Regions from separate parts of the Homo sapiens genome. Here region 1 is linked to region 2. A link is an interaction called in ENCODE POLR2A ChIA-PET data of the cell type or tissue named here. Cell type or tissue: A673. All regions are shown on one strand. Links, peaks and the distances in the headings refer to the core of each region. The heading gives the core; the rest is flanking DNA. Region 1 has its middle 250 kb from the start of FAR2. Region 2 overlaps FAR2 (fatty acyl-CoA reductase 2).

Region 1 (16,339 bases), core at 3,124-11,123, 320 kb before region 2:
TACATGGAACTACAACCCTCCCTTACTGGCAGAGTGCACATGGTCCTTCAGTAAACTGATCTGCCTTTTAAAATGATTTTTCCTAAACCTCCTGCTTTAATTATTTCTTGTCCTTCCCTCAGGGGCCATTGCTAGCGAAAGACCATAGCAACCTTTTAGATATTTATAAACTCTGTTTGTAGATATAATAAAACTTATGGTGCAGCCAGCTAAATAAAGACACAACCAGCTGCTATGTCTTCTACCCTCTGCATTTGAATGAGACATTAGTCTATAGAGATTATGAAAAGAACATGAAAAAATTTGATATGCTAACAGCCAAAGTAAATCTCAATTATATCAATGGTGTAACATCTTTGATTCAAGAGATAGTGTAAAGTCATTTCTTATACCAAAATGAAATATCTTCTGTTATGAGCACTAACATATTTTGAAGAACACTGGTCTTGAAGCATGCTCCATAAAAAAGATGAATTTTGGAAATGCTATATACTAAACCCTTTTCTTGTAGTGTCATAATGCATATTAGTATATTAAAAACTCCGAGAAGTTCTGTCCCAATGAGATCCATTTAATTTTGTTGAAACCTTTACAATAACTTCTCATATGTTTTTTCATTATAATACCTATTATTATCCCAAGGAACTATTTCTCCAGGATTCGTGTCCCAGGAAATGCTGTCTTTCTCTTTGTGGAAATGAAACATAAGTGGCCACAGTTTTCTTTATACGGCCAAAATACTATTAAACTGGCACAAAATAATAACACATTGCTGTCATTCTTTTCATGGTTTCATTTGTTTCTTTCTCTTAAGGAAAAAAGTGACTGATAACACAGATTTCATTCTAAGTTCTTCCTTTCACCCACCAGTCCCCTGACTAGAGATTACTAGTGCTTACTGTGTAGTCATAGAACTTTGGAGCCACTGTGTCTTTCCATGTGTGTCTGCAAATCCTTACCAGGCGTGACTTTAAAGGGTGTCAGATTAACGGTGTGTTTCATTACCAATAACAATAGTAACAGCAACAATATAAGAAATAATAATACAACTTTAAAATCAACTGTCTTTTAGGGGAAAAGGAGGATATGTGAAAAAGTATCCATATATAGTATTTTTTCCTTTCCCTGGGAACAATAAAGACAAAACAGAATGTGAACATAATTTCTGAAAGAAGTAACTAGAATAATAAAGTTTGCCTGTTGGGAAAGGTCTAGTCACCACTCAGGTTGTAGTGTTGCTACAAGTACATTTAAAAAGATTTCTCATTTTCTTCACCTCTAATTATTTCCAATACCTGTTGTGTTCTTATGATTGTTGAGGGTGTGGGTGAGCTGTGAAGACTTGTAGGAAGTTGGTTAGTTGGAATAATACAGTTGGCTTCGTGGCAAGCTGAAGGTGAAAGGCAGAGAGTTTCATTACTAACATTTTGAAAGCACTTCAAAATATGTTCCTTTTGCAGCTTTTGACATCCAGAAGCCAAATGTCCTCTTGAATTACCACTTATCAATATGAGCATTCTGATCTGTGAATAAAAGCACAGGACAGTAATTATTTCAAAATGAGACTTAAGACATTAAAGTCTAGGGCTCTTTTAGAAGGTAAAATGTTGTGTTTGAGGATACAGACTTTAAAAGTCCTACTTTTTTGTTAGAACCTCCATTAAAAAATGATACTTCAATCCTGTGTTTTTGTAGCCTGATTTTGGAATTAAGCCCTATGGGATAAAGGCACAAAACAAGGTGAATTGTAAAAAAAATCTTACTTCCAGATATATGTCCATGGGCCTATATTAACTTAAAATACTTACGAATACATGCATTTTCTATGTGGATTATTTCTACATTCAATGATACCAAAAGTTTATATGTTCAGCATTTATAAACCAAATGCCTTTCTTCAAACCAATTTAATAGAATTAGAGTATCAGAGATGTGTGTTTTCTGAGTTGATTGTGAATTTGGCTTAGATAGTCTTGGTAGAAAGTTGCCACCCTCCAATCTTTTTTCCACCTAGCTGAAAACAAGCCAGAACACACCATTTCCCTGGCTACAAACCATCAGACTCCCCCCATTTCAGTTACAAGGAAGATTATATAGTGATGGGCCAATAGCTCAAATCTCATCTCTGACATTTGGCAGCTGTGTGACCCTTATGTTCTCATCTGAGTACTTGGCGTAATAATACTCCCCCCACAGCATTATTGTAAGTATTGGGAATATAAAGACCAATAAGATTTGATTCATGTTCTTGATATATTGTCAAGTCTGACATATTTCATGAAGACTTTTTGATCTTCCTAACCAGACTGTGAACCGAATAAAGCATGGCCCAAGACTTATTCATATTCATACAACTGGCACCATACATGCCATACGGAAGCATTAATAAATGTGGCTTGAATTGTGTTAAATTACAGCAGAGATAGATTGTCATTTATTTTTCTTTAATATGGCTCTGTGCATGGTGTAGGCATCCATATGAAAACAGGCGAAGATGGTTCTGTGGTCTGGCTGGGCCCTGTACAGTGTGTTTAAATCCAGGTTGTTTTTGGTATTGCTCTGATGCAGATGACCACTGGCTGAACCCCTCTTTCAGTCATACTGTTCTCTAAAGAGGACAGAATATCCTTACTTGGCATAAAGTACAGTGATATCACAGTCTTAAACTTCTGTTCTCATCCTTTCCAAATTGTATCTAGCTCTCTATGACCTAAATCAATACTCATCATAAACTCCAAAATACAACACAAACTTCCTCTCCCACACCCCTCTACCAGGCTTCTTCTAGAATGTACCCTCTGCTCAATTTAAGTTGATGATAACTAAACCCTATTATTTGCTTTAAATAGGAAAGAGATAGTATTGAAACAGTCCTTTTTAATTCTGAGCATAAATGTTTCATCAAAACCATGCAACCTCTACAGCAGTTCATTTTCACACACTCTGAGAATCCAGTAGAATGAGTAAAGAGATAAATGAATGTTGAACTACACTTTAAAGAAAGGATTAAATCAACCTTTCCAACCCAGTCATCAAGAGGAAAACCATTAATGATTTCAGTTTTGAAATATAAACGCAATGCAACATGGGCCCCTAATTATTAGTTTGTTAGAGTTGCTATAACAAAGTATCACAAACTGAATGGCTTGGACGACAGAAATTTATTTGCTCATGGATATGGAGACCAGAAGCCTATGATCATAGTATCTACAGGTAGCTTCCTTCTGAGGGCTGTGAGGGGAAGTTTTTTCATGTCTCTCCCCTAGCTCCTGGTGTTTTTCTGGAATTCTATTACATTCCTTGGTGATATGGTTTGGCTGTGTCCCCACCCAAATCTCATCTTGAATTCCCACGTGTTGTGGGACAGTGACCCGGTGGGAGGTAACTGAGTCATGGGAGCAGGTCTTTCCTGTGCTGTTAATGTGATAATGAACAAGTCTCATGAGATCTGATGGTTTTAAAAAGGGGTCTTTCCCTGCACAAGCTCTCTTCTCTTGTCTGCTGCCATGTGAGGTGTGCCTTTCACCTTCCACTTCAACTGTGAGACCTCCTCAGCCATGTGGAACTGTAAGTCTAAGAAACCTCTTTCTTTTGCAAATTGCCCAGACTTGGGTATGTCTTTATCAGCAGCGTGAAAATGGACTAATACAGTAAATTGGTACCAGGACTGGAGCATAACTGAAAAGAAAATGTGGAAGCAACGTTGGAACTGAGTATCAGGCAGAGGTTGGAACAGTTTGGAGGGCTCTGAAGAAGACAGGAAAATGTGGGAAAGTTGGAAACTTCCTAGAGACTTGTTGAATGGCTTTGACAAAAATGCTGATAGTGATATGAACAATAAGGTCCAGGCTGAGGTGATCTTAGATGGAGATAAGGAACTTGTTGGGAACTGGAGAAAAGGTGATTCTTGTTATGTTTAATGAAGAGGCTGTCAGCATTTTGCCCCTGCCTTAGAGATTTGTGGAACTTTGAACTTGAGAGAGATGATTTAGGGTATCTGGCAGAAGAAATTTCTAAGCAGCACAGCATTCAAGAGGTGACTTTAGTGCTGTTAAAGGCATTCATTCTAAAAGAGAAACAGGGCATAAAAGTTTGGAAAATTTGCAGCCCAACAATGTGATAGAAAAGAAAATCCCATTTTCTGAGGAGAAATTCAAGCCAGCTGCAGAAATTTGCATAAGTAATGAGAAACCAAATGTCAGTCACCAAGACAACGGGAAAAATATCTCCAGGACATGTTAGAGATCTTTGTGGCAGGCCCTCTCATCAAACACCCCGAGGTTTAGGAGGGAAAAATGGTTTCATGTGCCAGGCCCATGGTCCCTCTGCTGTGTACAGTCTAGGGACTTGGTACCCTGCATCCCAGCTGCTCCAGTCATGACTAAAAAGGGCCAAGGTACAGCTCTGGCTCTTGCTTAAGAGGGTGCAAGCCCCATGCCTTGGCAGCTTCCACATGGTGTTGAGCCTGTGAGTGCACAGAAGTTAAGAATTGAGACTTGGCAACCCCTGCCTAGATTTCAGAAGATATATGAAAATGCCTAGATTCCCAGGCAGAAGTTTGCTGCAGACCCCTCATGGAGAACCTCTGCTAGGGCAGTGCAGAAGGGAAATGTGGGGTCAAAGCCCCCACACAGAGTCCCTACTGGGGCACCACCTAGTGGAGCTGTGATAAGGGGGCCACTGTCCTCCAGACCCCAGAATTGTAGATCCACTGACAGCTTGCACCACGCACCTGGAAAAGCTACAGACACTCAATGGCAGCCCATGAAAGCAGCCAGGAAAGAGGTTGTACCCTGCAAAGCCAGAGGGGTGGAGCTGCCCAAAACCATGGGAGCCCACCTGTTGCATCAGTGTGACCTGGATGTGAGACATGGAATCAAAATAGATCATTTTAGAGCTTTAAGATTTGGGTACCCCGCTGGATTTCAAATTTGCATGGGACCTGTTGCCCCTTTGTTTTGGCCAATCTTTCCCATTTGGAACAGCTGCATTTACCAAATGCCTATACCCCCGTTGTATCTAGGAAGTAACTAACTTGCTTTTGTTTTACAGGCTCATAGGCAGAAGGGACTTGCCTTGTCTCAGATGAGACTTTGGACTGTGGACTTCTGAGTTATTGATGGGAAGGCCTGATTGGTTTGGAAATGTGAGGACATGAGATTTGGGAGGAGCCAGTGATAAAATGATATGGTTTGGCTGTGTCCCCCACCCAAATCTCATCTTGAGTTCCCACATGTTATGGGAGGGACCCAGTGGGAATTTATTGAATAATGGGGGCACGTCTTTCCCATGATGTTCTCATGATATTGAATAAGTCTCATGAGATCTGATGGTTTCAAAAAGGAGAGTTTCCCTGCACAAGCTGTCTTCTCTTGTCTGCCACCATGTGAGACATGCCTTTCACCTTCCACCATGACTGTAAGGCCTCCCCAGCCACATGGAACTGTAAGTACAGTAAACCTCTTTCTTTTATATATTGCCCAGTCTCAGATATGTCTTTATCAGCAGTGTGAAAATGGACTAATACACTTGGCATAAATGAACATCGTCCTAGTCTCTGCCTTTATTCTTACATGGCTTTCTGTGTGTGTGTGTGTGTGTGTGTGTGTGTGTGTGTGTGCATGTGTGTCCATGTCCAAATTTCTCCCTTTTATAAGGACACCAGTGATAATGGATTAGAGGTCCATTCCACTCCAGCATGACTCATCCACACTTAACTTATTAAATTTTCAATTACCCTATTTTAAATAAGGTCACATTCTGAGGTGCTGGGGATTAGGACTTTAACATATGAATTTGGGGAGGACAAAGTTTACCCATAAGATGGTTAAATACTCCCACAGCTACCTTTTCTCTTACAAACAGAGACAGCTTCTGTTGCTTCTGTGACATTGAAACACATATGGCAAGGAGGCTTCAGTTCAAGACTAAGAAATCCCCAGAAGTTAAGAAGTTAAGAGAATATGACATAAAAACAAAGAGAGTAGGAGTATATTTTAACAAGCTTACAAAGAAGACAACCACAATGACTAAGAGAATCCATGTAGAAGAATTTTTGCCACTTGCAGCTGCCCCCAAGGGGTCCACTCACTGAGCTTTGAGTGCCTGACACACTACTGTGGAATGAATTTAGTAAACTAATGAATGACTAGGGCAATCTTGCTTGACCTCTCAGGCTTATTTGCTTTAATTGTTCATTTGCTCCATCATGACACAACACTGATATTTTTTGGCTTACATGGTAATATGGTTTGACTCTGTCCCCACCCAAATTCCAGGATGAATTGTAATCTCCAATGTTCGGGGAGGGACCAGGTGGGAGATGATGAATCTTGGGGTCAAATTTCTGATTGTTTTTCTGGTGATAGTGAGTTCTCAAGAGATCTGGTTGTTTGAAAGTGTGTAGCACTTCCCCATCTTTGCTCTCTCTCTCCTGCCAGCCATGTGAAGATGTACTTTCTTCCTGTTCACCTTCAACCATGATTATAAGTTTCCTAAGGCCTCCCCAGAAGCAGAAGCCTATACAGCCCATAGAAGCATAAGCCAATTAAACTTCTTTTCTTTATAAATTACCCATTCTCAGGTATGTTTTTAGAGCAATATGAGAATAAACTCATACAGAAAACTGATACCAGAGAAGTGGGGCATTGCTATAAAGATACCTGAAAATATAGAAGCAACTGTGGAACTGAGTAATAGGCAGAGGTTGAACAGTTTGAAGAGCTCAGAAGAAGAAAGGAAGATGAGGGCAAGTTTGGAACTTCCTAGAGACTTGTAGAATAGTAGTGACCAAATGCTGATAGTGATTTGGACAGTGAAGTCCAGGCTGAGGAGGTCTCAGATGGAGATGAGAAACTTATTGAAAACTGGAGTAAGGTCACTGTTGCTATACTTTAGCAAAAAGACTTGCAGATTTTCCCCCTGCTCTAGGGATCTGTGGAAGTTTAAACTTCAGAGAGATGAATGAGGGTATCAGGAAGAAGAAAATTCTAAGCCGCAAATCTTTCAAGATTTGGCCTGGATGCTTCTAACAGCATGCATTCATATGTGTGTATAGATAGATTATCTGAGACTAGAACTTATATTTAAAAGGAAAGCAAAGCATACAAGTTTGGAAAATTTTCAGCCTGACCTCATGGTAGAAAAGAATAACCTATTTTCTGGGGAGGAAATTGGGGGAAAATGGTTTTGTGGGCCAGGCCCAGCGCCTTGCTGTTCTGTATAGTCTCAAAACGTGGAGCCCTGCATCCCAGCCCTTCCAGCTCCAGCTGTAGCTAAAAAGGCCCCAGATATGTCTCAGGCCACTGCTCCAGATGGTGCAAGCCAAAAACCTTGGCAGCTTCCACATGGTGTTAAGCATGTGGGTGCACAGAGGGCAAGAGTTGAGGCTTGGCAGGCTTTGCCTAGATTTCAGAGGATGTGTGAAAACATATGGATGTCCAGGCAGAAGTCTTCTGCAGGACTGGAGCCCTCGTGGAGAACCTCTACTAGGGCAGTGAGGAGGGGAAATGTGGAGTTGGAGCCCCCACATAAAATCTCCACTGGGGCACTGCGTAGTGAAGCTGTGAGAAGACAGCCACTTTCCTCTAGACCCCAGAATGGTAGATCCACTAACAGCTTGTACCATGTGCCTGGAAAAGCCACAGGCACTCAACACCAGCCTGTGAAAGCAGCCAGGAGGGCTGCAACCTGCAGAGCCACAGGGGTGGAGCAGCACCTGGCTTTGGGAGCCCATCCCTTGCATCAGTGTTGCATGGATGTGAGACATGGAGTCAAAAGAGATTATTTTGGAGCTTTAAGATTTAATAACTGTCTTCTTGGGTTTCAAACTAGCATGGGGCCTGTAGCCCCTTTGTTTTGGCAAATTTCTCTGTTTGAGAAATGTAATATTTACCCAATGCCTGTACCCCCATTGTATCTTGGAAGTAAGTAATTTGGTTTTGAATTCACAGGCTCATAGGCAGAAGGGACTTGCCCTGTCTCAGATGAGACTTTGGATTCAGACTTTTGAGTTAATTCTGGAATGAGTTCAGATTTTGGGGGACTGTTGGAAAGGCATGATTGTGTTTTGAAATGTGATAAGGACATGAGATTTGGGAGAGGCCGGGGTGGAATGATATGGTTTAGCTCTGTGTCCCCACCCAAATCTCATATTGAATTGTAATCCCTAATGTTGGGAAAGGGACCTGGTGGGAAGTGATTAGATCATGGAGGTGGATTTCCCACTTATTGTTCTCAGGATAGTGAGTTATCATTCATGAGATGCAGTTGTTTGAAAGTATGTAGTATTTCCTGCCACCTCCCCGCCCCCCGCCTTTTGCTCTCTCCCTCTCTTGCTGGCAATTTGAAGATGTGATTGTTTCCCCTTCACCTTCCATCATGATTATAAGTTTCCTGAGGCCTCCCCAGAAGCAGAAGCCTCTACAGCCCATAGAACTGTGAGACAATAAAACCTCTTTTCTTTATAAATTACCCATTCTCAGATGTGTTTTTATAGCAAGGTGAGACTGTTATAGAATAAGCTATAAAATTTGAATTCAAGATTAAAACTGTTATACAGATTGGATTGCAATTTTAAATATCTGAAACTTGAGAATATTTGTTGATTTAAGAATAGCCTGGAAAAATTGAGTCAGCTCAAGATTTTATCTAAGTGCATTTAAGAACAACTCAATAGAATGGGTATAAAAAGGAAATAGTAGCAAAGAACAAATGTATTTTCTGCTTATAATTTACTGAGTCAATGCCTTTAATCAACTACTTACAGTGACACGGGAGCATTTGGTATGCATAAAAATTGCAAATATTTTGTAAGACTGAAAATAGCCATATAAAAGCTATATTATATATGTATACATACTTGCTAAGGAATATATAGGTGGAGGTGGAGCATATGATCAGATTTGCCTTTTAGAATATCATTCCTTAAGAAGTATGAAGTAAAATTGAAAGAAGTTATATCTCAAAGTAGAATGACCAGTCAGAAGGCTATAGACCAACACATATGGCAACTCAACATATGTAGAATGTCACAAGTAAGTTAATATCTCCCAAATATTTGGTTCAGTGCCTTGGGCATTTACAGTCATGATCTTGTTCAACTACCATCTAAGAGCTAATAACTTGTATATTAGTTTTGACTATATTCCTCTCTCAACAATATAAAATATTGTAAATAATGGATTAAGTACTTATAGATTTATTTATCTCATCAATAATCTCATCAATAATGGATTAATTACTTATGGATTTATTTATCCTGTAAAGAAGAAACACTGAGTTAATCAATTTAGGGTGTTTTAGTGATATCAACAGAGATTATGTCTCTTTCCATTTTTCTTTTCTTCTAAGCCCAGCTTGCAGGCTATTGTCCTTCTTCTCTTGCCAATGGATACAAAATAGCTGCTGAATCTGCAGATCTTATGATCTCATTCCAGGTAGGAGAAGGAAAGGGGAAGTAGCAAAGGGCAGAAGGACAAAGGAAATGACAACCATCTTTCTCAATCAATTACACTTTCCTGAATCCCTTACCCAGCGAATTTCCAATTACATCTCATTAGGACTATGTCCTATGACATCCATAGCTTTGGTAGGTAAAAGCAAATGCAATTATATTTTCAACTTTTATCACTGTCTTGAATTTTCCCTTGGACTTCTAATCTGTATAGCTAGCTCCACCTGAATATCCCAGGGGCAACTCCAGCACCACAAATCTAATACAAACTGAATTCTCCTTCTATCCACATTTCTTCTCCTTAGATGTTCTGCAATCTAGTAAACATCTTAAGACAGAATTCTTGGTATGAGCTCAAATCTTCTTTCCACACACTATATTTAATTGATAATCAAGCCATGTCTTCTGCCTCCCAAATATTGCCTGAATTTTCTCTTTCTTTCTAATTCAAAATTTTTTAACTTAGTTTTGGCTCTTGTAGCTCTTGCTTAGAAAATTGCAACAGCCTTCTGACTGGTCATTCTACTCTGAGACATAACTTCTTTCAATTTTACCTCATACTTCTTAAGGAATGATATTCTAAAAGGCAAATCTGGTCATGTGCTCCACTTCCACCTATATACTCCTTAGCAAGTATGTATACATATATACATATAGCTTTTATATGGCTATTTTCAGTCTTACAAAATATTTGCAATTTTTATGCATACCAAATGCTCCCGTGTCACTGTAAGTAGTTGATTAAAGGCATTGACTCAGTAAATTATAAGCAGAAAGTACATTTGTTCTTTGCCACTATTTCCTTTTTATACCCATTCTATTGAGTTGTTCTTAAATGCACTTAGATAAAATCTTGAGCTGACTCAATTTTTCCAGGCTATTCTTAAATCAACAAATATTCTCAAGTTTCAGATATTTAAAATTGCAATCCAATCTGTATAACAGTTTTAATCTTGAATTCAAATTTTAAAGCTTATTCTTTTTCCAGTAAGGAGTTTTGTGATTATTGTTAGACCAACTCTACCTACACTATGAAGGATAAATATTTACAGTTTTTTGATTCAGGATATGTCTCCCATGGATAGCCCTTGCAACATGGTTCTTGATCACTAAATCCCACACTTCTACCTCAGAAATTATTTCTGTTAGGATTATCTCTCAACCCCAACTGGACCACTGGGGTAGGACCAATTTCAAGACTCAATTTTGGCTCTCTTCTGTAGGTTTTGTATCTCTACTCCATGGGATATACTTGACTTTTCCCCAGGTGTGGTGAAGGAGATGTTTATTTCCTCTGTAATTCTTTCCTCCCACTCTACAACTGGGCACATCTTCAGCCAGCTTCTTGCCTTTAAATATTTTTATTTTCAGTATGAGTTAGGTTCCAGTCCTTATGTTACTCAAATGCTAGGGAACACCTCTTGAGATTTCGAATGGTTTTCTGAAGAAAATGGTAGGAAAACTACCTACTTAACTGGGGTCTGGGGATAGATTTCCTACTCTATATTCCAGCCCTAGTGTTAAAATGAAGAAACTGAAAAGCATAGATGTAACATTTTCCAAAAACATTTATTCTATTCTACCAACCTCTTAATAAAGTTTTGATTCCCATTGTATAGTTTGGAGGAGAATGAGAAGCTATGTCAGTCTATGTCTGACATACTAACAAATCCATCCTGAAGACTCAGAAGCTTAATAGAACAAATGCATCTCTCACTTATGATTTATGTCTAATACCAATCAGCTGGAGACCCTGACCTACACAGCTACTCCAAGACCCAAGCAGATAGAGATTTAACCACTTGGTGGCTCTTTCATTTCAAAATGTGTCTGCAGATTCTCTACAGCAGGAAAAGACATAAAGTACCCCATTGCCTTAATCAGGAAGTGACAAATGTCTCTTTTTCTTCTGATCACAGTTCATTGACAAGAACTACTCATACTCTGAGTATGACATATCTGAATATGATGTATGAGTATGACACATCTGAGATATGTGTCTTTTCAATGTCTAGGGAGGAAAATACCACTAATAATCTCACCACAAAGACTAATAGTGGCCAAGCTGGTAGCCCATTGTGAGTCCAAACACCTATTTTAGAATGTGCAGGGTTTTGACACCTATTATCCTCAGCACAGAAACATCATCCAAAATCCAGAAAAGAAAAGGCATATCTAAATTGCCATCATCACTACCATTACACTTTGGGGCCTTTATTAAATAAAGCAAGGGTTACCTTAACACAAGCACTGCAATACTGCAATAGTCAATCTAATAACCAAGACAGCTACTAAGTGACTAATAGATGGGTGCTCTATATGGCATGGATATGGTGAACACAGAAATGATTCACATCCCAGGCAGGAAAGAGTGGGACAGCACAATATTTTATCACACTACTCTGAATGGCATGCAATTTTAAACTTATAAATTATTTATTTCTGGAATTCTTTATTCAGTATTTTGGACTGCAGTTGATCACTTTACGTGAAATCATGAAAAGTGAAACCACAAAGTGGAGCTATTTTATTTTTTTAAATGGCTGAAACCTTCCAAAACTTATTGAAAAATATTAATCTATAGATCTCAGACTCAATGAATTCTAATTCTAAGTAGGATAAACTTTAGAGATTCACAATTAGACACTTCATAACCAAACTGTCAAAGATGAATACAAAAACAATTTTTAATGGAGCAAAATAAGTGATTCATCACGTGCAAAACATCTTTAATAAGATTGACAACCAATTCCTCATCAACCAAGAATTCTATTTCCAGCAAAATTATCCTTCAAAAATGATGGAGAAATTAAGACATTCCAATATAAAACAAAACCGAGAAAATGTGTTACTATCAAACCTACCTTACAAGAAATACTAAGGAGTTAATATTATATTATTTCAGGCTGAAATAAAAGGACACAAGACAGGAACTTTACACATGGAGAAACATGAAGACCAATAAAGTTAACTCCATAGATAAACATAAAAACAACTTGAATACATTTATTTTTGTAACCCTTTTTTTCTTATCTGATTTAAAATGCAATTACAAGCAATAATTATAACTCTAAGTTGATGGGCACAGAATGTTGAAAGATGTCATTTGTATGATAATAATAACTCAAAGGAGGAAGGAGAAACAAAGCTCTACAAGAACAAAGTTTTGTATATAATTGAAATTAAATTGGTATTAAACTAAACTAGATCATTAAAAATTGAAATGTTAATTGCAATCCCCAGGGCACCAATAAAAAATAATGCAAAATAATATAGTAAAGAAATGACAAAGGTATGGAAATGGTACACTAGAAAATACATATTTAGTACAGAGAGGCAGAAATAGAGAAATTGAAGAACAAAAAAGATGTGACATATAGAAAAATGGCAAAATGGCAGACATTACTTCTACCTTATCAAACGATTACATTAAATATAAATAAATTAAATTCTCAAATCAAAAGGCAGAGATCAGCAGAGAGGATAAAATGTTCCAAATGTATGCCATCTATAAGAGATACAATTTATACTCAAAACTAAAAATAAGTTGAAAGTGAAATGATGAAAAATATATACCATGTAAACTGACCTAAAGGAAACTGGAGTAGCTATAATACCAATATTGAAAACAAACTTTAGAACAAAATTGTTACAAGAAACAAAGAGGAACATTTTATAATGGTAAAGGTTCAGTACATTAAAAAAATAACAATTACAAACATATGTATCTAACAAGAGTGCCTCAAATTACACGTATCCAAGACTGACGGAAACGGAGGAAGAAAAGGATAATTCAATAATAATAATTGGAGACTTCAGTACCCCATTTTTTTTTTGAGACAGAGTCTCGTTCTGTCACCCAGCCTGTAGTGAAATGATGTGCTCTTGGCTCTCTGCAACCTCCGACTTTCAGGTTCAAGTGATTCTCCTGCCTCAGCCTCCTGAGTAGCTGTGATTACAGGTGCCCACCACCACATCTGGCTAATTTTTTTGTATTTTTAGGAGAGACGGGATTTCACCAGGTTGGCCAGGCTGGTCTGGAACCCCTGACCTCAAGTGATCCACCTGCCTCAGCCTGCCAAATTGTTGGAATTACAGGTGTGAGCCATCGCACCTGGCCGTGTACCCCATTTTTAATAATGGGTGGAAATAGACAAACACCAATAAGTAAATAGAATATTTAAACACCATAAAACAACTAAACCCAATAGATATCTATAGAACACTACACCAAACAACAACAGAATATACTTTCTTCACAAGATAATTTAATTTTAAAATGGGCAAAGGATCTGAACAAATATTCCTCAAAAGAAGAAATACAAATGGACAAAAAGCATGTGAAAAGATACCTAACATCATTAGTCATTAAGGAGTGCAAATCAAAACCACAATTAGGTAACACTTCTCACTTGAATGGCTATAATAAAAAAGACAGACAACTACAAGTGTTGGTAAGAATATGAAGAAATGAGAAACTTTATATACTTCTGGTGGCATGTAAAATGGTTGAGTCATTTTGGAAAACAGTCACCCTAGGCCTCAGGCTGGTAAAGGGTATCAGAGAGGTGCTAGAGACAAATTGCTGAAGAGGTAGAAAATAGGGTAACACTCCAGAGCTAAGAAGAGCCAATGGAGTTCAGGAAATAATACGAAAACTGAGAAGGTTGGAGAAGGGATGGTTTTGGTCACATGACTCTCTCTTCCTGAGAAATCACTGTACAGCACCGAACTCCAACACTGTGGAGCTGCAAATAAGTTCATATGCCTCATGTTTCATTTTCCCACGTATCAGTTCTGGTGGGCGTTTACCAGAAAGTAAATCCTCATATACCCCAACATTTTTAGTTCCAGACTCTAGAGACACAAAAGATTACAAGTTGCTTCTGAAGAATTAGTTGCAGGAACCTCTGCATTGCCCTTTTGTCAACAAAAGCCATAGGCTTGTCTGGCTGACTCTATAAGGAGGAGAGAGGTATTCTTCCCTTGACCTACAATGGCACTCTCAAGTCATTCCTTCAACTAACTGGTCTTCTTTTCATATAGACTGGAGCTAAGTGATGGAGATTGATCATAAATTGAATGTGGCCAGAACCAGTTTTAAGAATTTTTCTGTACTTATTTTCTATTATTTCTAGCTTTAGGATTTTAGAAAAATATTTAAGAAAGCAAAAAAATGCATCAGGTTGCTTACTTCCATTTATCAAATGACTTGCTTGTTCTATCCATAATATTATTTTAGACAGAACATGAGCACATCTTTACTATTTTTAATCTTTTATTTGTTACAGCCATAATATATAATGATATCTTAAGAATTACCTTTTCTTAGTTAGATGCTATTTACTCAGAGTAGTCTTTGCTTATTAAACTATTTAAGGAACTCCTTTCTGAGTCATTCTCAGTACTACATCTTCAAGCTGTATCCTTTGAAGCAATTCAGAATCTGTAAAATAATCTTACTCATTTATTATCCGTTTATGTGCTTCTCTCCCCATTAGCATATCAATTTCATTAAAGTAGACTTCATTGTCCTTTTCATTATGTCCTAAATGCCTAAAACAATTTTGACACACAGTAAATACACAATAAATATTTCTTTAATTAATACATGACTAAATAAGAATAAAAAGCACATGGTCCAGTTTTATTGACCTAGATCTTAAATTTCTTTATCCGTTGATAGAATAGTTTTATATCCATTGCTAATTTCCAAGATGTTCCTTTTTTATTGATTTCACTTATCCTCTAAGCATTTTTGTCCAATTTTATTGTTCATAGAATATTAGGATCTAAAAAGACATTTCAGTTCATCTAGGTCACTTGCCACATTTGAAGACCACCCAGTGATCTACCAGGTAAAATTGAAAAGATTTTCATGAGGAAATTTGAACTTGCTCAGAACCAACTTTCATAGCCATCTAGGCAATGTTTTTTGGAAAGTCTGTAATCATTAGAAAGCACGGAAAATATTTGAGTCATACTTTTGCTTTATGTATTGAATCATTTTCAGATTATTTGCCTTTCAAATACCTCAAATATGACCACTTCTTTCCAGTTTTGCTAACTCCATCCTGCCTAGATTACTGCAACAGCATCCTGTCTTATTCCAGTTGTATTCTTCTCCAATTCACATTGCAGTTAGAATAAGCTTTCTGAAATAGAAATATCATGTGGTTTTCCTTATTTAAAAACATAAAATCCTCAAATATTTTCTACTAGTTCTCAGCCTAAAGTCCAAGTTTCTTAATATGGACTGCAGACATCTTCATGACTTCTCCTGTGCCCTTTATAGCTTTATTTCGAACTACTCTCCTAAACTTCTTTTACTTCCTAAGAGACTATTGTGACTCACAATCAATCTCTTTTCCCACCCTCTGTCTCTCTCACTTCCTAACAGAAATATTATTTATAAGTTAAATCATTTTCATAATTTTATTATTGAGTTGTTCATTACCAACATATAAAAATACAATCGAGTTTACATTGATCATTGATCTTCTATCCTGAACCCCTGCATAATAGTTCAAATAAGTTCATAAATTCCATAGTGTTTTCTACATAGAAAAAATTATCATTTGTGAATAAAGATAGTGTTACATATATTCCTTTCTAATCCTATAAGAGGTCTTCAAAAAGTTTATGAAAGTGTGTATTATGAAAAACTATGCATGGGTTTTTTGTATGAAAATAAATTCATACTAACTTGTTATAACATGTCTGAACAGGATCTAGTTTTAGGCATTAAAGAGGATAAGATATCACTTTGAAAACAGCCCTTAACAGAGCAACATGAATTCTGCTATAATGGACGCAGGAACAAACAAAATTTATGGTGAAGCTTAAATGAAAGAATGGTGAAATTATTGATACTTTATGGAAAGT
Region 2 (16,339 bases), core at 4,449-12,448:
GTGTTTATTAAAACTCTGGTCTTGAGCTGAGTGCCAGAGAGAAAAAAAAAATGCCCACCTGTTGGCCAGTCTAGCTCTGGAGACAAAATTATAAAATATGAGCTAATTAGAGAGTAAATGAATGCTAAAGTGAGAGATGTTTACAACAGCTGCAGGACACATTCTGAAAAGGAAATCATTGTGTGCACTGGAGTGTTTATCTGAAACCTAGAATTGGACTAATGAGTAGGATTTTATTTCTTAGTAGTGCGGGGAAAATGAGCAAAATCATGGGAGAATGTTCCAATGGCAAAATGCAACCTCGGTGTGGCAAAATAGAAGCTAATGTGAGGAAACCAACCTGCTTTAGGTGGTTTAGTCTGATGAAGACACACAGACTACTCAAAAGGGAGAACGAGGCAAGTCAGAAGACAGGCTCAGAGGCTATTGCAGAAATTCAGGCAGGAGGTAATTCAGACCTGAACTAATCTTAAAAAAAAAAAAAAGTACTACACAGGAAAAGCAATAAGAAGACCCACGGGGAATTTCACTGGAAGAGTCCAAGGGTCATATAATGTTTCCAGCTAAAGAGGAAGGTGAGAGATCATATACTTTAATGAGTAACAAAATGCTGTCCCCTGGCATCAGTGTTTTCAGCAGTTATTGCCTTTAGAGATGCTTTTGATTTTACAAGTGTATTCCTATGCTTAAAGTCTTCTCTCACTATCTTCTTTCTTACCTTAGATAAGATGCATCAGGTCAATCGTCAATGTATTGATTTTGAGGTTGGACTATCTTGGGCTCCAAGTCTTCTAGAACTGAACCTGTTCAGCTCATAAAGTGGTGTCTTCCTTTAGGACAGATAGCATTTAATAGTTTTCAAAGGTCAGGTTGGGTCAGTAGTAGGAGTGGTGATTTCACTGCCTCTGACCCTGGGAAGAAGTTACTGCTGGCCCTTGAAATTCCAGTTCTGCTGGAGGAAAACTGGAAGATGGGTTTGCTAGGCTGGCTGTGTAGAAATGAATATTGTGGGCTTGCTTCCTTGCCACTAGTTTGTAAGAATATGTCAACTCTTTTCTGCTACAAAGAAGGATGTCTGCTCTGTGTGTGTGTGTGTGTGTGTGTGTGTCTGTGTGTGTAAAAGAAAGAATAAAAGAATGCGTAAAAGAAAGAATAGTGAACTAAAAAGCAGATGAGCTGATTTTAATTTCAGCCCTGCCTCACAATACTCATTTACATACACTAATTTTGTGACTTTGGCAATTCATTTAATTTCTTATGGTTTCTTATGCTTTTCTTACTTCATCTCATCAGCATCATAACAATTGTTATTAGGCAGGGTACAGTGACCCAGACCTGTAATTCTAGCACTTTGGGAAGCTGAGGCAGGAAGATTGCTTGAGCCCAGGAGTTCAAGACCAGCCTGGGCAATATAAGGAGACCTCTGTCTCTATAAAAATAAAAATAATCAACCGGGTGTGGTGGCGTGCACCTGTAGTCCCAGCTACTTGGAGGCTGAAAGTGGGAAGATCAATTGAGCCCCGGAGGTCAATGCTACAGAGCTAGGATCATGCCACTGCACTCCAGCCTGGGTGACAGAGTGAGAACCTCTCTCAAAATAAATTAATTAAATATTTATTAGTTAATTAGTTAAATTAATTCTGTTTTAGAAAAAAAGCAATTATTATCACAAGCTAGACAGTTTATCAGTGTTTACTCTAAGATACTCTAATCAAGGTAACAGAAACTCAAAAATACTATCCAAAGTCGGGACCTTGCAAGTGTCTATTTCAAGACTGATTTCCAAGCCCAGGTTCTTTGTGCCACCTCACACCAGAGGTGCATGTCGTCAGGAAGAGCTATGCCATAAGTGGCCAGCCATGTCTTCAGTTGCTAGTGGTTTGGCCTTATTGTATGTAAAAATATATTTATGTATATAAAAACAGTAGAGATTCTGGCAATAAGAATAGATGAATATTCCGCAGTGACTTAGGCTTTCTGTTACATATTCATTGTGATGCCAGTTGGCAGAGGACTAAGCTGGCCATTCCAAATATGATTTCTTTTTTAACTCTTGTAAAACTGTATTGGCTGGGCTCATGCCTGTAATCCCAGCACTTTGGGAGGCCAAGGTGGGCAGATCATGAGGTCAGAAGTTTGAGACCAGCCTGGCCAATATGCTGGAACCCCGTCTCTACTAAAAATAGAAAACTTAATCGGGTGCGGTGGCATGGGCCTGTAGTCCCAGCTACTCTGGAGGCAGAAGAATCACTTGAACCCGGGATGCGGAGGCTGCAGTGAGCCAAGATTGTGCCACTGTACTGGGTGTGACAGAGTGAGACTCCGTCTTAAAAACAAAAAAAAAACTATATCATTCTTATAAGTGGGAGAGTCATTTACTACTTTCATGCCTATAGTGTGTGTGTGTATGTGTGTGTGTGTGCATATATATATATTAGCCATATGTAGGTTTTCATGAAACTGATCTCTGTAGGGTTGATTTTTAGTCTGGCTTCTGCTGAGTTGCATTCTTCTTCTTAAGAATATCTTGTGGACCAGGTGCGGTGGCTCACACCTATAATCCCAACTACTTGGGAGGCTGAGACAGGAGAATTGCTTGAACCTGGGAAGCGGAGGTTGTAGTGACCGGAGATCACGCCACTGCACTCCGGCCTGGGCAATGGAGCAATACTCCGTCTCAAAAAGAAAAAAAGAATATCTTGAATATCTTGTGGGTGTTCTTACATAACCCAGTCAAAAAGACAGATAAGCTCCTCCTAGCCTCTTTCTAAGACTTTAAAGAGTGCTTTACATTTATGAAATGCATATACATTATTATATTTGACCGATCATAATGTTGTCACATAAGTCTATCCTAGCAAGTTAAGTATATCAACAAGTTTAGAAAACTATATTCAGAAAAATTCAGTGCATGTCTAGTAACTGGTTGGCTCAGGGTCAGAATGCAGGTTTTTCTGCTCCTATTGCAGTAGTTGTGCCATCATAAGCGAGCAACTGACCCTTTAAGTTACTGAGCTGCAATGGTGACTTACGAGAGAATCAACTCCCTGTAACTTCATAGCTGTAGAAAAATCATAGCTGCAGAAAAAATAGATTGAAAAAGATGGTGCTATGTGAGTGGCATCATGTTCTACCAAAATTCATATGGTGAAGTCTTAATCCCAGTAGCTCAGAATGTGACTTTATTTGGAAATAACTGTTGTCACAGATATAATTACTTAAGCCGAGGTCATCCCAAAGCAGAGTGGACTCCTAATCTAGTATGACTGGTATTCTTATGAAAAGGGAAAATTTGGACACAGAGACACACACACACACAGGGAGAAAACCATGTGAATAACGAAGTTTTGCTGTCATGAGCCAACAAAATACCAGAAGCTAGGAGAGAGAGGCCTGGAACAGATCCTTCCCTAGTGCCTTCAGAGGGATCAGCCTGGGTGACAGAGCAAGACTCTGTCTCAAAATAAATAAATAAAAGACAAATTCTCAAAGTACGTTCAGAAATATTTTATCCTATTTTTTGAGAACAAATACCTATTCATCAAGCTACTACCAATAAAATTATATGAATCTAATCCTGAGACAACTTAAAGCAAATACTTAAAAATCTGGCTTCCACTTCTACCTCTGCCTTAAAATTAAAATGAATATGTTCTTTTAGAAAAAAATAATTGCTGAATCTAGTGACCCATTTTAGGTCTTTATTCTTGCTGACCATTCTATTCCATTTACCCCTAACCACTAACTGTCCTTGGTAGTTCCACTCCATGATTGTGACCTCCATCCTTGGTTTCACTTTTACTGCTCTAACTGCTCTTCTCTGTCCTGTTTTAAATCTTCTATACTTACAATAACTCAGAATGCTATCTTTTATCTCCTTTTCTTATGTCTTCTTTTCCTATCATTTGGCATAATTACTCATAATTTATATTCTATTCCATATATAGATGACCCCCAAATTTGTGTCCAGCTTTGAATTCTTGCCAGGTCCCCAGACCTGAGTTTCCACCATCTCCTGAAATTGCCCTCCTACATTCCCAGCCAATACTGCAAACTTGAGATATCCAAATGATATTCATCCTTTTCCCCCATAAAACGGCATTACCAAGTTTTATTACCTAAACTTCTTTTTAACTACTTCTTCTTTCTCCATAATTATAACCAGTTGCTATAGTCTCATGGTTAGCAGAATCGTTTTTGCAGGAGCCAAACTTGGGTTTGAATTATCCTGCTATTAATAGCTGAATGCCCTTGGGCATGTTTCTTAACATCAAACAAGATAACGTGTAAAATACTTAGCTGAGTAACTTGCACAAAATAAGGGCTAAATAATTATTATCATTTTTCCTTTGTAGTGTCATTCATCCCTTCTTCATTCCACTAAGTCACAGGATAGGTTTTGTTGTCTCTTATCTAAAAATTACAATAGCATAATAATTGGTCTTTCCTTCTTCAAACTTCCTTCCCATATATAGTGTGTAGTCCATCAAATTTATCCCTACAGAATATCTCTGCCTTGTAAGTCTCCTATTCAGAAGCATTTGGCGTCTCACCATTTCCTCCTTCAAAGTGACAAAGTTCAGCTCCCTTAGCATGTGTTTTATTGTAGCAACAAGCAGAAGATGAGTAGGACTCTAATAATAGCCCTTACTGGAATAAAATTACTATGGGTAAAACCTACACAAATTCACTGCAGAGGCCATAGAACATTAATAGAAATACAAAATGAGGGCACATATGAGCACTGAATCATAAAGGCCCCTGCCATATATGAGTACAATAAAATTAAGTCTATCAGCCGGACGCGGTGGCTCACGCCTGTCATTCCAGCACTTTGGGAGGCCAAGGCGGGTAGATCACCTGAGGCCAGGAATTTGAGACCAGCCTGGTCAACATGGTGAAACCCTGTCTCTACTAAAAATACAAAAATTAACCGGGTGTAGTGGTGTACGCCTGTAATCCCAGCTACTCAGGCGGCTGAGGCAGGGGAATCGCTTGAATCCGGGAGACGGAGGTTGCAGTGAGCTGAGATCGTGCCACTGCACTCCAGCCTGGGTGACAGAAGGAGACTCTGTCTCAAAAAAAAAAAAAAAAAGATTAAGTCTATCTGTAATTGGTTTCCAACTTATTCTTCTTGCCCTATCCCCTTTGTTGCCTTCTACAAAATGTGTGCCGCAGTCAACCTAAACCATCTCCATCCTTCATGCTTTGACCTCCTTTAAGTAAACTTCCCTTTAAATGAATTTACCCAGCTCCACTCAACCCCAAGATGGCAAACTTTGTGGCAGTTAATGGAAGGAGTCTGATTAGAACCAATAATTTGTATAAGAAAACACCAGAGAGCTTTGGATTAATAATAAATATAATCTGAAGTTCCACTCCAGAGTTACCCCAAATCCACACCTCAAAGTTTCTTATTTTGCCTTCAGAAATGCCATCACATTTGAGCACACTTGCAAATTTAAGCACATTTCGTCATCCAAGTCATCAATTTTCATTTAATTTGTCAACCTGTCTTTCAAGAAGCTTTTAGCTTGGATGCGTTATTCCAATAATACTGAAAGAATATTGCTCTTCTGATTTGCTTAGTGATTTTATGCATGGTATTTGAGAATACCACTTGCTGATTAAATGTTGATGCAATATTTTTCCTAACCAGACTTCAGGCATATAAAGTAGGCCTTACTAGGAGCACATTACACACTCTAAATGAAGAGAAAAAAATTATTCACTCATTTCTTCATGTTTGTTGCCTATCATGTGCCAGAAAGTGTTCTAATTGCTGGTGAAACAGAAGTAATGAGACAGACGATGTTTCTGTCCTCGTGGAACTTACATTATTTAAGGAAAGCTGGTTTAGCAAATAAATAAATGAGAACATGAACCTAGAACACAAGAACATGAACATGAATAAGAACAGGAACATGGGACTGGGCACAGTGGCTCATGCCTGTAATCCCAGCACTTTGGGAGACTGAGGTGGGTGGATCATCTGAGGTCAGGAGTTCGAGACCAGCCTGACCAACATGGTAAAATCCATCTCTACTAAAAATAAAAAAATTAGCTAGGCGTGGGGGTGGGTGCCTGTAATCCCAGCTACTCAGGAGGCTGAGGCAGGAGAATGGCTTGAACCAGGGAGGTGGAAGTTGCAGTGAGCCAAGATTGCACCATTGCATTCCAGCCTGGGCAACAGAGAGAAACTCCATCTGAAAATAAAATGATAATAATAATAATAATAATTAAAAAAATAAAGAACGTGAACATAGGTGATATGACTGACGACAGGGAAAGAGAGAATTAGATTAGTGGGTGGCTAGAGAAAGGTGAGAAAGGCATTCTTGAGAAATTGAAATTGTGAGCTGAGACCTGAATGTAATAAAAGAAGCAGTCATGCTAAGATCTAGTGCAAGAGTATAATATTCAAAGAAGAGCGAAGGCAAAATCTCTGAGGCAGAAATGACTGTGGCATGTTCAAGAATCAGAAAAATTATTAAAGGACCTACAGTGTAGTCATGAGAGAGAAATGGATATGTAATGAGAGACAGCTCATGTAGGATCTTGATGTATAATGAAGAGTTTACATTTCATTTGATTAACAAAAATAGATACATACTTCTGAGCTAAATATGAAGACCATAGTACATAAAGCTTTATTAAATTTAAAAAACAAGAAACCTCATGCTTTTGTCTTGTATGTCCAACAAAGAGGTAGAAACAAAGAAAGGGAAAGAAAAATAAAAGATGTAGAAATGTTTGTAAGAAGATGAGTGAATGAGCTTAAGCTGTATATTGATGTTATGTTTGGTCTGTTGTTTTGGTTAAGCTCCCGTAGTCACAGGCATCTTTCATTTGTACATTATTTTTGACATGGAAACTGATCAAATAATTAAGAAACGTATCTGTTAAATAAAGAAAAATCCCACTTTCTTGGAAACAGTAATTTAGATGTTAGGAAAAAATCAAATCTGTTATCAATATGCACTTTTAGGTAAATTCAGTGTCTTTGAGGATGTCTGTAATAGCTTCATATTAACAAAATCTTAACTTTGAGGTAATTATCATTAAATATTTTAGAATCCAAACCACAGATTCTATGTTGGTTCCACTGTCACCAAGGCCTATCTTAGACACACTGTGGTTATAGTTTATAAATAAAATTAATATATCAATATATAAACAAAAATAGTCATTAAATGGAATGAATATGTGATATGCACAAATTATTTTTAAAAGAGTATAAGAACGATTTCCCTTACTCTCATTGAGTTTGAGGTCCAAGGAGAGCTTTAAATATATAACCATGGCCCTATGAATCCTTCTCCTCCTAGGGTTCACCCTTCTGCATCCTCATGGTCAACATAACTCTACCTCAGCTCTCTGGGCTGAGTTAGGGCACCCCAAATTGTGCCACAGGCTGAAGTAAACTTATATCCCTAACTGAATCCCTTGCCCTTCTGATTAAGCAAGATATTACCCAGATCTTCAGCTGGTCTCTGAAACCTCATGGGACTGTGACAATTTCCAGAGTGTTAGGAACTACCTTAAATTAATTAATCTAGAAACAGTTCTCATCTGACACTATCTACCTCCAGGCTCCTCCATGGTAATTTTCTTCAGGGAAGCCTTTTTAGAAAGCCCTGTCCTTCAGCAGTCTTATTTACAACGTCCCACCCAATGACTGCTCTATTTCACTGGTATCTTCAATGATACTGCCCAATACTGTTATGTTTTTATGTTACCAGGAATTTCCTCCCCTTTGGTTGTTGTCCTTTAGGGCTTTGGTCACACACAGTTCATGGAGTTGATGGGGATTGGGGATCTTGGGTTCATTGACTCTGGGAATCTCTTATTGCTCTCATGTGTACAGCAGATGCTGCAATGAGATAAGGATCTATGTCATTTTAAGCCTGATTCAGAAAGGGAAACTTCTACAAAATTTTACATGTGAGCGCCCACTGATTATAAAACCTTTCAAATCTCCTAACCCCATCAACTGCACTTTATGCCTTCACATCATAACAACCTGCAGCTAATAAGAAACAGCTGAAAAAAAAGGCTGCTGTTAGCCTTTTCAGGGGTTTTATTTTTCTTTCTGACAGCCCAGAACATATAGCATTTTGAGTTAATTTCAGGCATTTCAATATTTTAGACTTCCAAAAATATACCAAAATATAAGTCCAGCATTTTGCTTCCATAATGTCAAATTATTAAACTTTTCATATCACGTAGGAGAAACTAGATTTTATCAAAAGAGCTACAAAGCACTTTGGTGTACAATGGTAGATGTGTGCTCAGATATTCACAGTACTTTGCCAAAGAAACTAAACGAATAACAATAATGCAACACCAGAGCTATCCGTCATAAGGTAAGGCTCTCTAATCGCTGGCATTTAAAGACTAAAAGAAAATGACACATTTAAAAAATATTTTGGCTCTTTAGTATAACTTACCCCTACCAGGCACATGGTTAAAATGTAGGAGATTAGGATATTCTGACTAGAATGTAGGAAAAATAGATAAGTTATCATACACTTTTTAAAAAACTTCAAAAAACTACAAATAAAAATGGTCTAAAGAAATGAAAATTTAGAGAAGTCCTTTCTAGATGGGTGAATGCTAGAGGTCACTTTCCTGGAGGCATCTGCTCAGTCCGGGTATGGGAAGGTGGAGAATCTGGCTTGAGACCTTTCTGAAGAAAGGAGAAACAAGTATTACACCAAGAATCTTAGCTGGCATGACAGATTGCAACAGTAAAAACTGAACCCAAAACATAGAGCTGATTCTTCCTAGCTGCTGATTGTCCCCATGGGACTTTTGCTGAGTTTCCAGAAGAAGCAGTACAGGAAGCTGGAGGTGGGGTTAGAAAGGCAGAGAGAGATTTCCATTAACTCCTGGTGCTTAAAATCCAAAGTCAAGCTAGAAGAAAAAGCCTATAATACACACAGGACACATCTCATCCTAAAGATATTCAAAATCAGATGTGAGCTGGAACTTACCAAAATTTAAATTCAGCTTCAACCCAACTCAGTTCCTGATTGGATTGAAGTAATTAAACTCTCCCTAGCTGTCTAACAGAGAAAACAGTATGCCTCTCTGGAGAAAAATATATTTACTCCCCTTTATATGGTTTTTTAAAATACAATGTTCCAGCATAAAATAAATAATTATGACAGGAAACTGTGACCCATAGTCAAGAGAAAAAAGCTAGTCAATAGAAATAGCACATAGAGGACACAAATGTTGGAATTCACAGGAAAGCTCTTTAAAATAACTATTGCAAACGTGTTAAAGAAATTAATAGAAAAGAAACATAAAATGAACTAAGAAATGTAGAATTCCAAAAAAGAAATGGAATTCTGAAGAAGAAGACAAAGAGGAGGAGGAGGAGGAGGAGGAAGAATAAATAATAAAATGATACTGTAGAACTGAATGATAAATATCTAAAATTAAGATGGGCTTGATTGGCCGGGTGTGGTGGCTCACGCCTGTAATCCCAGCAGTTTGGGAGGCCAAGGCGGGAGGATCACAAGGTCAGGAGATCCAGACCATCCTGGCTAACACGGTAAAACCTTGTCTCTACTAAAAAATACAAAAAAAATTAACCAGGTATGATGGCGGGCACCTGTAGTCCCAGCTACTGAGGAGGCTGAGGCAGAAGAATGGCGTGAACCTGGGAGGTGGAGCTTGCAGTGAGCCGAGATCATGCCACTGCACTCCAGTCTGGGTGACAGAGCAAGACTCCGTCTCAAAAAAAAAAAAGATGGGCTTGATTATATAATATTCACAGAAGAGAGAAAGAATCTGTGAACTTGAAGGTGTATTAATAGAAATGATCCCAACTGAAGCAAGGAGAAAAGAAAGGAATGAAAGCTAAAACTGAACAGGGAATGAAAAAGCACATGGACAATCTCAAACAGTCAAATATATGTGTAACTGAAGTTCCAGAAAGACAGGAAAAAGAATAGGGCAGAAGAAATATTTGAAAAGAATCACTAAGAGTTTTACAAAATTGGTTTTTAAAATGTTAACTCACATGGTAAAAAATCTTAGGTTATGCCAGTCAGGATGAACACAAAGAAAATAACACCTAGAAAATGACTGTAAAACAAAAATACAGAGAAAAATCTTAAAAGCAGCTAGAAGGGGAAAAAGTTATATTTAGGAAAAGCACAGTGAGCATAACGGCAAACTTCTCAGAAACCATGAAAATCAGAAGATAATGGAATGATATATTTTAAATGCTGAAAATAGAAACCTTCCGTGTTAGAATTTTATTTATTTATTTATTTATTTATTTAGAGACAGGGTCTTGCTCTGTCGCCCAGGCTGGAGTGCAGTGGTGCCATCTCAGCTCACTGCAACCTCTGCCTGGGATCAAGCAATCCCCTTTCCTCAGCGTCTTGAGTAGCTGGGACTACAAGCACATGAGACCATGCCTGGTTAATTTTTGCATTTTTGGTACAGACAGGGTTTTACCATGTTGCCCAGGCTGGTCTTGAACTCCTGGGCTTAAGTGATCCACCCACCTTTGCCTCCCAAAGTGCTGGGATTACAAGCATAAGCCACTGTGCCCAGCCCACGTTAGAATTCTATACCCCAGATAGGTACTATTATTACCTACCTCACAGGATTTATTTATATGAGGATCAAACAGCCTGGCCCATAGTAAACACTAAAGTAATGTTCAATACGTAAAATAAAAATTACTCTGCTGCTGGGATTGTAAATTGCTATAATCTCTCTTGGGGAAAAGAATACCTGAAGCAAGTGGAACAATATCATAACATAACATAGGTGGTATTTATTTTCCTCATACTTTTACATAAACAGGAACTTTCAATATTGTTAAAGCAGGACAGGTCTGATAGAGGACACACTCCATGAGAACAGGGACTTTGTTTAGTTCACTGCTGTACATCAGCACCTAGATGAGTACCTAGGGAATCTGCATCATGGATATGAGAAAACCTTCTGATAATAATTTATAGTAAATGTGTTTTAACTCTGAGTAGACAAGAAAAAAAAAAGAGAAGGAACCATTGAAATTTAGATATATTTAAATGCTTAAAAACTGAAACTGGCTTGGTTACATACATATAAGTCATTCTGCCAATGCCCATATCTGTGATGCTGACAGCAGCTCTTTCATTTCCAGAAGACCCCCAAAGGAGGAAAGTGATATCATCGTTTTCCTTTATCCTAAAAGCTATGTTTTTTTAAGAACTCAAATAAAGAAAACTTTTCTTTTCCTTTTTGAGGATGAAAAATTGAATGAAAAAGAGAAACATTCAAGCCAGATTTAGAAACCCAGAATCTGAAGTGTTTTGGAGCCAATCTTTTATTATTGTGCTTAAAATCAATTATTTTATTTTGTATTTGATTACCCATTACAAATCAAGGAATTTTAGAGCTAGTGGGGTACTTAGATATTATGATCCCTGCACATTACAAATGATCCAGTTGAGTCCTGGCAGTAGTCACAGTACTAATTAGAAACAGAGCTGGCACTAGAACCCAGGGCTTTGCTTTGACGTTCAAGGTGAATTTTTAATGGACTCTGGCTGTGTCAATTTTTCGTTAAGACCTCTTTCACTTCCTCCATGCAGACCCTTTCTTGGTTACATTTTCCCTGATGATGAATGTCAGATATAGATTTAGAGCATCACCCACTCAAAGCTCTTTCCCGGAGTACAGTGCAAGACTTAGTCTAGTTTCTTTCCATAAATCAAAAGGTATAGGGAATCCTATGGGTTAATGTCTTTGAGCATATAGGAAAGATTTTAATTTGTAGTAATCCTTAAGAGAGGTGGAATTTGTGCTCTTAAATGACTTGCTACGTTTCTCTATTAATTTAATGGATGAGTATGCAGAAATCTACAATTTGAGCTTTAAAATCAAGGCCTTTTTACTATTTATACTTCAAGAAAATATGGTGGTTACCTATTTAAAAAGTAACTGACAAAAAATTGTTTATGATATTTAGTGTAAATGCCCATTTTTTTCTCCATTCATCAACATTTTCTCTCATTGTTAGCAGTGTAACATCCCAGTCACACGGCACCAAAGTATGTTACCAGTGGGATATCCATACGATTCTGTAGCAACCTCAATTCTTGCCTCCTCAGAAGAAAGAATTTGACCAAGGGACAAAAGGCACAGTGAGAGTCCGAGGCAAGAGTGAACGTTTATTTAAAAAGCTTTAGAACAGGAATCAAAGGAAGTAAAGTACACTTGGAAGAGGGCCAAGCAGGCGACGTGAGAGATCAAGTGCATGGTTTGACCTTCGACTTAGGGTTTTATATGTTGGCATACTTCTGGGGTCTTGTGTCCCTTCTCCCCGATTCTTCCCTTGGGGCAGGCTGTCCTTATCCACATTGGGCTGCCAGCGCTTGGGAGGGGCTACTGGCGCAGTGTGTTTACTGGAGTTGTGCGCATGCTCACTTGAGGCATGAAGTGAGCGTGCGTACAACTCCAATAACTGGTAACAACACTCCCTTACCAGGGGCGTATTCCTGTAAGGTCATATACCCGTAAAATCAGCCGCTTTACCTCTTAGTGCGCATGCTCAAGCCCACTTGCCCAACTCCAGAGATCTTATCTGGAAGCTAATCACCAGTTTCAGGTTTTTCTACTTATTGGGAGAACTGCCTTTCCCTGATGCCGACTAGGACCAATTATTATTTTAGAGAAAGTGTAATAACCACCTGACCATCATCTGATGGTTGCCTGACATTCCTGGTCGGGGCGGGGAGCCTTTTCCCACCCTGCTCTTGCCTGACCAGCTACCTACTGTAACATAACCTCTTCCCTGTCTCCCAGTTAGGGTTTCTGCAATCTGACTGATATATTTGGAAAACTAAAGGATTGTTTTCAATTGGAAAATGCAAATATCATAACTATTAATTCCTTCTAGTACACACATATTCAGACTGAATGAAATTTAACTACTTTAAATACCCCATCTATTCGATTTCTCTTTTGTCTTTCAAGTTTGTCAAATTATTTTAGACACTTTATTTCCTGCTAAATGGTCTATCTCAAAGCCAGTTTTCTCCCCCAATTTAATCCTGCAGCCAGGCATGATGCTATATACGTAAGAATGATATATCATTATTATTACCACCAATTTTAGAAAATGAGCTCGCTTTAGGGTCATCCTGAGTTGACTTTAAACCTTTTATTTTTAATGGGAAATACAATTACAGATGCTGCTCAGAGAATTGCTTCAAATTTTCCAAACTTGCTTTTTTTTTTGAGACGGAGTCTCGCTCTGTCACCCAGACTGGAATACAGTGGCATGATCTTGGCCCACTACAACCTCCGCCTCCCAGGTTCAAGCAATTCTCCTGTCTCAGCCTCCCAAGTAGCTGGGATTACAGGTGCCCACTACCACACCCAGCTAATTTTTTTGTATTTTTAGTAGAGACGGGTTTCACCATGTTGGGCAGGCTGGTTTCAAACTCCTGACCTCGAGTGATCTGCCCGCCTCGGCCTCCCAAAGTGCTAGGATTACAGGCATGAGCCACTGTGCCTGGCCCAAATTTTCTTTTATGATCGACCACTCTTCACATTCATCACTCACTGTTATAAGAAAATCGGTCTCTGAGCATTACATACTCTTCCAATCTATTTGAACTTGTCCCCATTGCCTTGTGTAGAGACTTACTAATGTTTCAATCATAGTGATATTTCATTGTTTTGATTGTTAAAGAGAAATTATTCAAACACATTTTTTAAGTGTCAAGAAAGATTTTATTCAAGACTATTGCAATAGGGGTCAAGACTATTGCACTAGGGGAGAGAGAGTGAATTCAACTCCAAATACAAATAGGGACAAGTGGGGATTTAGAGTAGGAGAGAAAATGGACAGTTACTATGAGGAACTTGCTTAAGGTATCAAGGAAGGGGGTAGGAGGAGAGGAATTCTCCTCACTCTTGATATCTAGAGTGATATTTTACCTGTTTCTTTTTCTTCATCTGGATTCTTCATGGGACACCTTGATATCACTCTAGATATCAAGAGTGAGGAGAATTCTCAATAAACTGGCTTAATAGGATTCTTTGCTAAAGCAGGGTTCAGGAGGTCAATGTCAAGGCTTAGTTCAGAAGAGGAGCCTGACTAAAGTTGGGTCAAAGAGGAAGTCTTTGTCTTTGTTAATCTTTCAAATTTGAATTCACCCACTAATAAGGACCAATTTAGAATGCTATATGTACTTTACAAGTTCTTTTCTAGACCTGGAAAATAAGCTCCATCATTACTCATAATGACATTATAGGTAACTGACGCCAGCTGTCTTCATAAGAACAAAATTATCTAGCAGAATTGCACACACACTGACAATTTGGTCCAAATGAATTCTAGGAAATCTGATTAAACTCAGAGGGTAATGAAAATATTTGTAGTATTTATATTGTGCTTAGTATTTGCCAGGTACTGTCCTGAATCATTTGCATGGTTTAATCTCTTAGTCCTCCCAACAGTCTATTGGGAGGTATTACTAACAGTCTGTAGGGAAGTACTATTACTAGCCCCATCCCAGGATTACAGACAGAGAAACTGAGACACATAGCAGTTTCAAAGCTTGTCTGAAGTTACTCAATTATAATATGTCAGGTTTGTGATTGGAACCTAGCACTATAACTTTTGAGATGATGTGTTTACTACAGTGCATTCCTACTTCTGTAAATCTCTTCTCCTTCCTTTCTCTGAGCAAACACATAAAACTGGGAGGTAGGTAGGAGAATTGGGATGACATTCATTTGTGGAAGTCCATATACTGTGTCATATTCTTCATCTTCAGCACTTTTAATCTCTAAAACATAGTGCAGTATTTAGCAGGTCATCAATAATTTTTGTTGTTGGGTAAATGGCTGATCGAATGAATTAACAAAAGGACTGGATACTCCATTTCTGATCACCATAGAGATAACCAAATTACGTTTCTCAAACTCTGTCATGCTGAGGGCTGCAGTGACAACATTTTAGGACTAGAACACATTACTTGGATTTCACAATACAAAGATGATTGCAGTTGTCCCTGGTAAGCTCAGCCCACAGAGCCTTTCAATTCAGCTTGGGGTGAGCTGCACTTCAGGCATGGGGATATAATAGTGTGATGAACCATTCTTCTGAAGGTTCTTCTGAAAAGCTGCTGGTCTTGGGATACTGTGAGAGCCCCTCTCATTGCTCTTTAGAAGTAATTTAAATTTTTCTGCTACATTGTCTGCTCAGCTCGTATTCTGGTCATAGAGGAACCTGAAGCCAGAGAAACTAGACAAAAAGGTAAGAGAAAACCAAGCAACAAATGCAGTCTCAGCTGTTGCTAACGTTATTCACAGGAGTGACAAACTGAATGAATCTTAGGGTGAGAGACTGGTCTTTTTACCTCATTTACACTTTTCCTTGGTCTGCACTGTAGATCAGCAGAACTCATTTATCCTAAGAAATCGATGACTAATTTTCTGTGAAGCAGAATCAAGAAATCTGGTCTACATTGGTTAAAAATAAGTACTTGGTTCACCTTGTGCTGTGAAGTCCAAGCCAAATAATTGTTGCAAGTTGTTGAAGCATTTGAGTGAAGAAAAACTGACCAAGTTCACTATGACTGCATGAAATGAAATGCTGAACTTTTTGGGGTTGAGGGGGTTGGAAGGATGGATGGAGGAAGACAGTTGTTTCCAGTCTCTGAAATTCAATTCTGCAGTAAGTTTCTGTATCACCAAGTGTCACTTTGGCATACCTCGTGCATATTTATAGTCTAAGGCTTTTCATATAGGATTCAAACATAGATTAAAGTAGCAGGGAACTTGAGAGCTCCAGGGAAGAATATGATACTTTAATTGCATTTGATCATTTTATTGAATTTGCCTAGGAAAATCAATTAAAACACAAAACTTAATTTTTGTACTTACAGCAGAGATTATACATTCCATCTTGTCCCTGACTATAGATTTTTGCCTTTTGCTTTTCATTAAATAATCAACTTCAAAGTACTCAGAAGGCCGATGGTTCTATTCTGCTGGGTATGGGCGAACTGGAACAGGGCCTTCATTCCACAAACATTTTACTTGTTTCTTTTTCTTCATCTGGCTTCTCTATGGGACATGTTCAAATTCTATACATACCAAAGCAGTGACTTATTAGACGTATGTAATGTTTTAAAAAGATAATAGTGTATTTAAATTGCAAATGGAATTACTGCAATAATATGAAATATGCATGATTATATGGAACAGTTGAAGAGTTCCCAAGTGAATATTAATTGCCTTGTATCCTTCCTTGAGGCAAAGGCATATAAAAATAACATGAATTCACAAGTAGTTAGAGCCGAGTGTAGTG

The links. ChIA-PET counts read pairs that join two places held together with the same protein. Peaks named below come from ENCODE experiments on the same cell type or tissue, not always from the same donor. Only the 100,000 strongest peaks of a DNase experiment are listed, where the experiment ranks them.
Region 1: POLR2A ChIA-PET joins it to region 2 with 5 read pairs; 2 of 35 experiments call an interaction of 5 or more read pairs at or near these places.

Annotation. Positions count from the first base shown.
Region 1 is chr12:28,893,994-28,910,332 of GRCh38, forward strand. No RefSeq gene overlaps it. Among named protein-coding and RNA genes, the nearest start is that of FAR2, 250 kb to the right of the region's middle. In A673, for the core only: no CTCF peak of the experiment used is centred there; no DNase peak of the experiment used is centred there.
Region 2 is chr12:29,208,612-29,224,950 of GRCh38, forward strand. The region is part of intron 1 of FAR2 (fatty acyl-CoA reductase 2); the gene reads left to right. Among named protein-coding and RNA genes, the nearest start is that of FAR2, 68 kb to the left of the region's middle. In A673, for the core only: no CTCF peak of the experiment used is centred there; a DNase peak (open chromatin) is centred at 8,830; H3K4me3 peaks cover 755 bases; H3K27ac peaks cover 2,843 bases.